2 separate regions of the Homo sapiens genome follow, and region 2 is linked to region 1. Evidence: chromatin contacts called from ENCODE Hi-C or POLR2A ChIA-PET data. All regions are on one chromosome and are shown on one strand. The core of a region is the stretch at or near the end of the contact, and the rest is flanking DNA. Distances in the headings are between cores, read along the strand shown.

Region 1 (4,053 bases), core at 1,166-3,665:
TGATGGAGAAAAAACTGGGAAGCAGATAGTTCACTGATTTAAGTTAGACACAGGTCAGTGGCTAAGCATGTAACTAAACTATAAGTAGACTAATAGTTGCATGAATCTCTTCTCTGCTCTTTTTATGTAGGACAGAGTTCACTGTCATCCTCTTGCCTTCCCTTTTAGGATCCTCTCTGCTATCCACTTGTCACAAGTGCCTAATCTATGCTCTATTCCTAAAGAGTCTGACTTTCCCAGTTAACTATTAAGTTTGGAAAATAATCTCTTAAACTAGAATGTAGTCTTAAACCAAAATGTAACTATGGCATATTAACAGATGTTGTCTAACAACAGTAGTCTCTAGTCAAATTGGTTTGGAAAATTCTAGGTTAAGCAAAGGTTTCTTTTCTGTAGAATAGTTTCAGAACTTTAATATGCTGATGTGCATTGTGAGTCTTCAGGTATGCATATCTCAACCTTATTAGATTATGGCAACTTTTTTTTACAAAGCAGATATCATAGATAGTATAATAAAGTGAAACACAATTTGAAAAACACTGTGACACAGCTAATTCCTAATAAGCTTATCTTGGATGTATACTTTCCAAAAATATAGGTACTTTTAGTAATTATTAATAAAATGAATTGTCATTTTGATCATTTAAAATACATAGTAGAAAATTAAACTGACCTCTATTTATACTAGCTAATGATAAGAAGAGATCCAGAGCCTTTTAAAATTGACTTTTGGAAGATTAAAAAGGCTTTAAGATGTGAAGAAATTAAAACTTAAGATGGCACTTCATATACTGTGAAATGAGATGCTGAGGGTGGATGACAGGAGAACTCTACCAGTTAACATCAGATTACTTCACGTCGGTATCTGCTCCCTTGTGAATAGAGGTACCATTTATTCAGCACTTGCTGCATGCTACACTGTGCTAAGCACTTTATTTACACCAGCTCTAGAAGGGTAGAGCCTATTACAATTCAAACCCAAGCTGGTCAAGTTTCAAAGCCTATGCTATTAATCTGACTATGACACACCTTCCCCAGCCTATCCCAGTTAGCAAAATTCAAATAATTCACATGAACTCTGCTTTTTCTTCCATACTGCAACTCCTGAAAGTGCCAAGATGTAAGCCAGAATTCTGCCCATATTTCAGAACCATTTCCCTCTCCTTCAAGCTGCCTGCTTGTCATTTTGTGTAAGTTTTATGATTTCATTTTAGAACAGCACTTCCCATATATTCTCAGGGTTTATTACTATCATTCCTTACCAAGGTGTGCTTAGGCAGAAGAACGGATACACTCACCAGCACATTGTTCATTTTTAGGTACTTAGTTTTAAATAAAATGTGCAGTTTAAATAAGAATGAAGCAGAAAGTTAAGTAGAGAATAAGAATTTTTATCATTTCGCTCAATGAATGCCTACCATTTAAAAATTTTTAATGCAATCTAATTCTAAATGCATCTACTCAGCACAATGAGAAGAGACAGAGAGAAATAAGTGGACCCTTCTTAAAGTGTTTACCATCTTTCTACAAATCCTACCTGACATGCCTCTAGGAATATTTTCTCAGACAACAGAAACTGAGATGCAATGAATTCAGTTACTTTACATAGAAAAATTGTTGCCTAACATCCTATATAGTTTGAGTGAGTTAACTTTCATAGCCCATTATTTTCACTTATTAAAAGAGAGATAAAAGAAACTTCTTTCATGTTCTGTTCATTCCTCTGTTTTTCAATTTCTCTACAGGAATTTTTGTCCACATCATGCATGAAAGACACAGTAGAGAACAGAGCTATCGTCCAACTGCATCAGATCTTACTGACTGTTGCTTCAATTAACTAAAACTTTCAGAAAAACAATATCTGTCCTCAGGAACCTAAGCAGTTGCCTCCACTTCTCCCATTTATTTTGTAGGAGTCTATACATAATTCCATAATCTTTAAAACTGAGACCCCTTGAGATTGCGTTTTTAAAGTAATGTTGAAAAAGATTCTACTGCTGAACATTTATTTTCGGTCTCTAATGAAGGGAGAGAGTAACCTTCATTCCTGAAGAGTTGTGACAATGTAAACATAAAACATTTATCTAGAATTTGGTCAGAGGAGCATATATGAAAGTCACCAGAATGTGCTAAATCATGACCATGACCATAACAATAGAAACGGGAGAAAAAAAGTTGTCAGAAGCTTAGAGCCATGTTTTCATAGGGGTGGAGGGGCACAGAGAGGATGTATTGCTCTTCGTCTATCTTGAGCAAATGTTTGCTTTGGTCTATTTTTACTTCCTCTCCCACTTCCTACTAAACATGTCGCACTAGAGTCAGTCATGTCAATATTTAAAGGGACTCATTTAGCAGCTGCATTGTCTCCACTTCCCGTCATCACGGAACACTAATGTTAGCTGTTGTCTACTTTCAAAATAAGTTTTAAACATAGTTATCTCCATCCTTATGCCCTCTTCCCACAATTGACTTCCACATTTTCAAATCAAACCACTTCTAATAATAGTTCATCAGTTCTGAAGTTCTACTTTGTGTTTCATATTCAGTGTTCCAAAGAAGCTGAAGGAAAGATACAAAATTAATGTATTAATTCAATTTACTGACCTTCTGAATCAGATCTCTCCAGTAGCAAACCCTGGGCATCTGCATTTTCTTATTTTTTAAATAATTGCCTTTCCTTATTTAAAACTTTTATAATCAGGGGCCGTGCGCAATGGCTCATGCCTGTAATCCCAGCACTTTGGGAGGTGGAGGGAGGTGGATCACCTGATGTCAGGAGTTTGCGACCAGACTGGCCAACATGGTGAAACGTGAAACTCTGTCTCTACTAAAAAATACAGAAATTAGCCAGGTGTAATGACAGGTGCCTGTAATCTCAGCTACTTGGGAGGCTGAAGCAGGAGAATCGCTTGAACCCAGGAAGCAGAGGTTGCGGTGAGCTGAGATTGCGCTATTGCACTCCAGCCTGGGTGACAGGAGCAAAACTGTATCAAAAAAATTAAAATTGAAATTAAAACATTTATTAATCAGATTTAAATATTTTGAACTGACTGTTTTTATTTCTTAGTGTTCTTTGTGTTTTTTTTTTTTTTTTTTGGCCTTTTGTTCTGCTTTCCAGGAAATGCCTCAATTTTGTCTTCCAAACTTTTCACTGAATTTCTTATTTTGCCATCATATTTTTAATTCCCAATGTCTCTTTTCTATTCTCCTAATGTTTATTTCCTCATAGTACCCTGTACTTATTTTCCTCCATAGATACATTATTTTCTCTACAAGGGTGTTGAAATTATAGTTCCTTTGACGTTTTCTCCTTTTCCTTGCATTATCCGTAATGAAATTTGAAAATTTCAGTGGAGAGTTTCTTTGTTCCTTGTTTGTCCTGAGGAAGGAAGAAAGTGGAAGCTTTCTTGAAATATATGATGGACAGTGCAATAAAAACTCTAATTCTCCCCCACTTCCTGTAGTCAACCCATTGTCATGTGACTTTGCAGTTCCCCTAATTGGAGGCAGAATCTGTCTCCCGAACCCTTGAATCTGAGCCAGTCTTAGGACTTCCTTTGGCTAATACAACTTAGCAAACATGACGATGTGCCAATTCTGAACCTAGGCCTCAAGAAACTTTGTATATTTCTGCTTATGCTCTCTCTTGCATCTCTGTCATCCCCATTAACCATGCCCAGGCTAGTCAGCCAGAGGACAAGGAACACATAGAGCAGAGCCAAGTTGCCCCAGTTATTCCAGCTAAGTCTACTCTAGACCAGCCAAGGCCAGCCAACCTCCAGACATAAGAGCAACTCCAGCCAAGATCAAGCAAAGTCCACAGCAGACCAGCCTAGACAAGGGAATAATAAATGTTTCTTAAGTATGTCCTTGAGATTTTGTGGTTGTTGGTTACACAGTGTTATCAGGGCAATAGACAACTGATATAGAGAAGTGGTCAGTAGCCAGATGTAGAGGATCATGTATGATGCATCAAGAAATTTAAATTTATGCTTACAAAAAAAAAAAACACACAACAACAACCCTGAAGTGTCTTAAAAGGGGAAGAACATA
Region 2 (3,584 bases), core at 427-2,926, 190 kb after region 1:
TATCTTTAAACTATATTCCCTTTGTTGTTTTTTTAAAGGAAAGAAACAATTCCCATAATAGGCTCCATTGATGCATAAACTGTTACAAGCCATAGATCAAGGTGACGCAAAAAGTGCGGAAGTGGAGTTCCACAAAGACTTTGGGTTGTATTACTGTAAAGGCACCTGCTTTTCTCAGGCAAGAGTAGGGAAGAGAAGGAGAAGACATATCTCTAATAAACCACTTCAAAGCCAATGAATATTGGATTTTACGCAAACATTTTTCTATTTCTGTCCTGAAAGGCTTGAACACCAGGTTCATTGTCTATTACCAGGAAATATTCACATGTACTGGGACAAAAAGCAGGCGGAGAACCATGAGCAATTTGACCTCATTGTAGGCCACTTAATAATCTTTCTCTATTTACATGTTCATATATAATTAAGCTTCAAGGAAAGCTATAACTGGAAAAAAAAAATCCAAAAATGGTCAGTGGGTTATCCTCCCTAAGTTTTGACAAGGCATTATAGCTCCCAAAGCCCCAGCAAGATCCAAGGAATATGTGTGCTTCCCCTTGTGAAACACACAAGGTACAGACCCTTCCTCACTTCCTTAATCCTTCCTCATGTACTTGCAACCAAGCCAGAATGCTGGGTGAGGGGGCAATTCCAATGAACTTTTGTTCTATAATAGCAGAAATATCATTTTTTTACTAATGCACACAAGGGCATAATTATTAGGGTGTACCTCTTTTAAAAAATAGAGCTAAAATTACTTTTAACTGTAATTGCTTCAGTAAAAAATCTGACACCTCAATTCAAAGTTCAAAATGTACATTTAAAAATATTCACAGTGCTTTTTATAAAGCCATTTAACCTTAAATGTAGCACAAAATACTCTTTAAGGAAAACAGTAGATATTGGAAACATAGACTAATGAAATCAGGGGGTTTCAGGTACCACTTAGAAAATTATACACAGAGGGAGAAAATTTGAAAACAAAAATACCTTTTAGAAAAACTTTAAAAGAAACCTAATTAATAAAATTCCACAAAGATGACCTTCAATTGAGATGCATTTTCAAAATCTATTCAAGTTGTAAAGCTTATCATATAGACGCTTTGGGACATCATGTGAGACATTCATCAGATCCCAAGGCTCAAGATGTAAAAAATAAAAAAAGGGAAGTGTGCCAACCTGTGTCTGGAAGGTTAGGTGGTGAAGTCTTATAAAGAGAGATGAGGTTCAGGCCGGGTGCTGTGGCTCACACCCATAATCCCAGCACTTTGGGAGGTGGAGGCGAGTGGATCACCTAAAGTCAGGAGTTCAAGGAGTTCAAGACCAGCCTGGCCAGTGTGGGGAAACTCCATCTCTACTAAAAATACAAAAATTAGCTGGGCGTGGTGGTGCATACCTATAATGCCAGCTACTCAGGAGGCTGAGGTGGGAGAATCACTTGAACCCAGGAGGCGGAGGCTGCAGTGAGCCAAGATCATGCCACTACACTCCAGCCTGAGTGTCAGAGTGAGACTCTGTCTCAGAAACAATAAAAACAAAGAGACAAGGTTCAACAGAGAGCCAGCAGACTAGAATAGACTAGAAATTCAGAGCTTTGATAGAGGAGAGAAATGTGAAGGCAGAGCCAAGGTCTCTGCTGAGCACAGCAGGGCAGGGCGCCTGTGCCTGCGGCAAAGACAAAGTGAGCCAGCAAAGTCCAAGGGCAAAAGCTGGAGATTGCTAACTGGCTGGTTTTAGGGCAGCTTCAAGGAAAACCACCCCAGCTGCTAAAAGGACACGTCTGGGCCCACACCTCAATAGACTTTGCTTCTCCAGAAATCTCTAGAGCAGAAGGAAAGAAACAGGTTAGCAGAACCAGTGCAGTCCAGCTCTGGAGAGTGGGAGTCAGGAGGAAACAGAGAGGAAGAGCTGGGGTATGCAGAGGCTTGGGGTTACCAGAGTACATCCTGGCTTCCCTCAGCGAGGCAGAGGGGAAAAAGCAGGGGCTTCTTAATCATTAACTGACTCCAAACTAAGGAAGATAAGAAGGAGTGCATGTAATCTGTTCCCTGAAATTTCCTTTCAGTAATAAAGGAATTTTTGCACTAAAAATTCCTTTATTAGGAAGACTATTTGTCTGTTTCTCCTCTGCAGGGTAAACTGCATGAGGGCACAGTGCACCCATGCCTCACAGAGCCCCTGGCCAACAGGAGAGTAGATGCTGATCCACTGAATGAAGGGAGAGGGACCCAGGGGTGGAGTAAGTCAGTCTCAGTAGGGAGTGAAAGGGTAGACTTCAAATCCCAGGTAGTTTTTCTGGAGGCAAATCCCCTTCAATGCCTGTTAAGGGTAAGCGTTACCCTAAAGAAGCAGTATTGGGAAACCTGCAAGACAGCCTTCTGTTTCCATGAATCTTCTGCTTTGGTGAGTCTATTCAGCCCACAGCTGACATGCACTAGTCCCCTAAACATGTCAGACTTGACATTTATCATCACATTTTCAAGTTTTGCAAACCTGCTCCTAAACATGGGTTCCCTTTAAACAAAACTACAAAGAACCCTTTATATTACATATTTTCTTTGATTCTGCCTGCATTAGCAAGCCAGCAAGAAACGTGGGCAGTGAAAACTCCTGACTATAGTGCTATCTGGCTCCTTTCATGTCTCTGTGAGTTGTTTCTGTGCACTGTCACTTGGGAATCAAGCCTTGCACCAGCTACGTGGCCAGAATTAGAATGGGAAGTTCACTCTCTCTGTAGACCTGCTATTGCTATACCCCACAACAGCAAAAGGAAGATTACAAAAACACAAATCAGATCTTGTAAACACTTCACTGTATAAAACATTTCCCCAGGTTCTTATCACGCTTAGAATAAAATTCAAATTCCTTGTCATGACCTCCAAAGCCTTAAACGATCTAGTCCCATCCACCTTTCCAACCTCTGTTTCCACCTCTCTTTTCTCTCTCCCTCCCCATCCAAACAAGCCTAAATATGCTGTCATCCAGGAGAATGGCCTACAACAAAAGACCTTATCATATTTTCTCTTATTTTAGTAATTTTTTAAAAAGTTTTCATTGTTTCAAAAACTTTTAACACAGCTCTCAATCACTGTGTAATGAACATAACAAAATGTAGACATGCAGTTATTTTGACAAGCCTGGATGAAAAGTTATGCTTCCAGTCTTGGTTTATGATTAGTCTGTCACTTACATCACTCCCCCTTATTATCCATGCACCTATCATTCTCAGTTCCTAATGATCACAGGGGCGGAGATGGTCAGAGCTAAGACTTACAGAGTAGACATCAACAATTCCACAAATACCACTGAGCAAATGTCTGCCCTTAAAAACCAGGATCACCCCACAACAGAACATCATCTCATTATTTTAACACAGCACAGCTTTTCCTTGCTAAAATGCGTTTGGTCTGTAGGATGGATTGGTTTGGTTTGGTTTTGAATTGCAATATTTGCAGTTGGTGCCCAGCTCACAACTGGGTCTTCAAGCAGGCTCACTGCCCATCTCACCAACTGCTGCATTCTCTCATGGCTGCCAAGAGAAGAACATTTTGCTGTTTCAGCATTCCAGGAGAGCGTGCAGAAAACAC

Evidence for each region. A loop is a pair of places that touch in the nucleus more often than their neighbours do. ChIA-PET counts read pairs that join two places held with the same protein, here RNA polymerase II (POLR2A).
Region 2: a map of CD4-positive, alpha-beta T cell shows a loop between it and region 1 (2.1-fold over the local background). The contact joins two enhancer-like sites. A Hi-C loop is called at or near these places in 2 of 168 maps with a recorded cell type or tissue (CD4-positive, alpha-beta T cell and Right ventricle myocardium inferior). POLR2A ChIA-PET finds 5 or more read pairs at or near these places in 1 of 52 experiments (OCI-LY7).

Annotation. Positions count from the first base shown.
Region 1 is chr1:185,672,618-185,676,670 of GRCh38, reverse strand. The region is part of intron 1 of LOC107985239 (a long non-coding RNA gene); the gene reads right to left. Among named protein-coding and RNA genes, the nearest start is that of GS1-204I12.4, 28 kb to the right of the region's middle. Within about 2 kb of position 2,415, at least 3 of the 41 ENCODE cell types and tissues checked have a DNase peak (open chromatin) inside an H3K27ac peak, as active enhancers do.
Region 2 is chr1:185,487,188-185,490,771 of GRCh38, reverse strand. All of the region lies in intron 1 of LOC107985239 (a long non-coding RNA gene), which reads right to left. Among named protein-coding and RNA genes, the nearest start is that of LINC01350, 140 kb to the left of the region's middle. Within about 2 kb of position 1,676, at least 5 of the 41 ENCODE cell types and tissues checked have a DNase peak (open chromatin) inside an H3K27ac peak, as active enhancers do.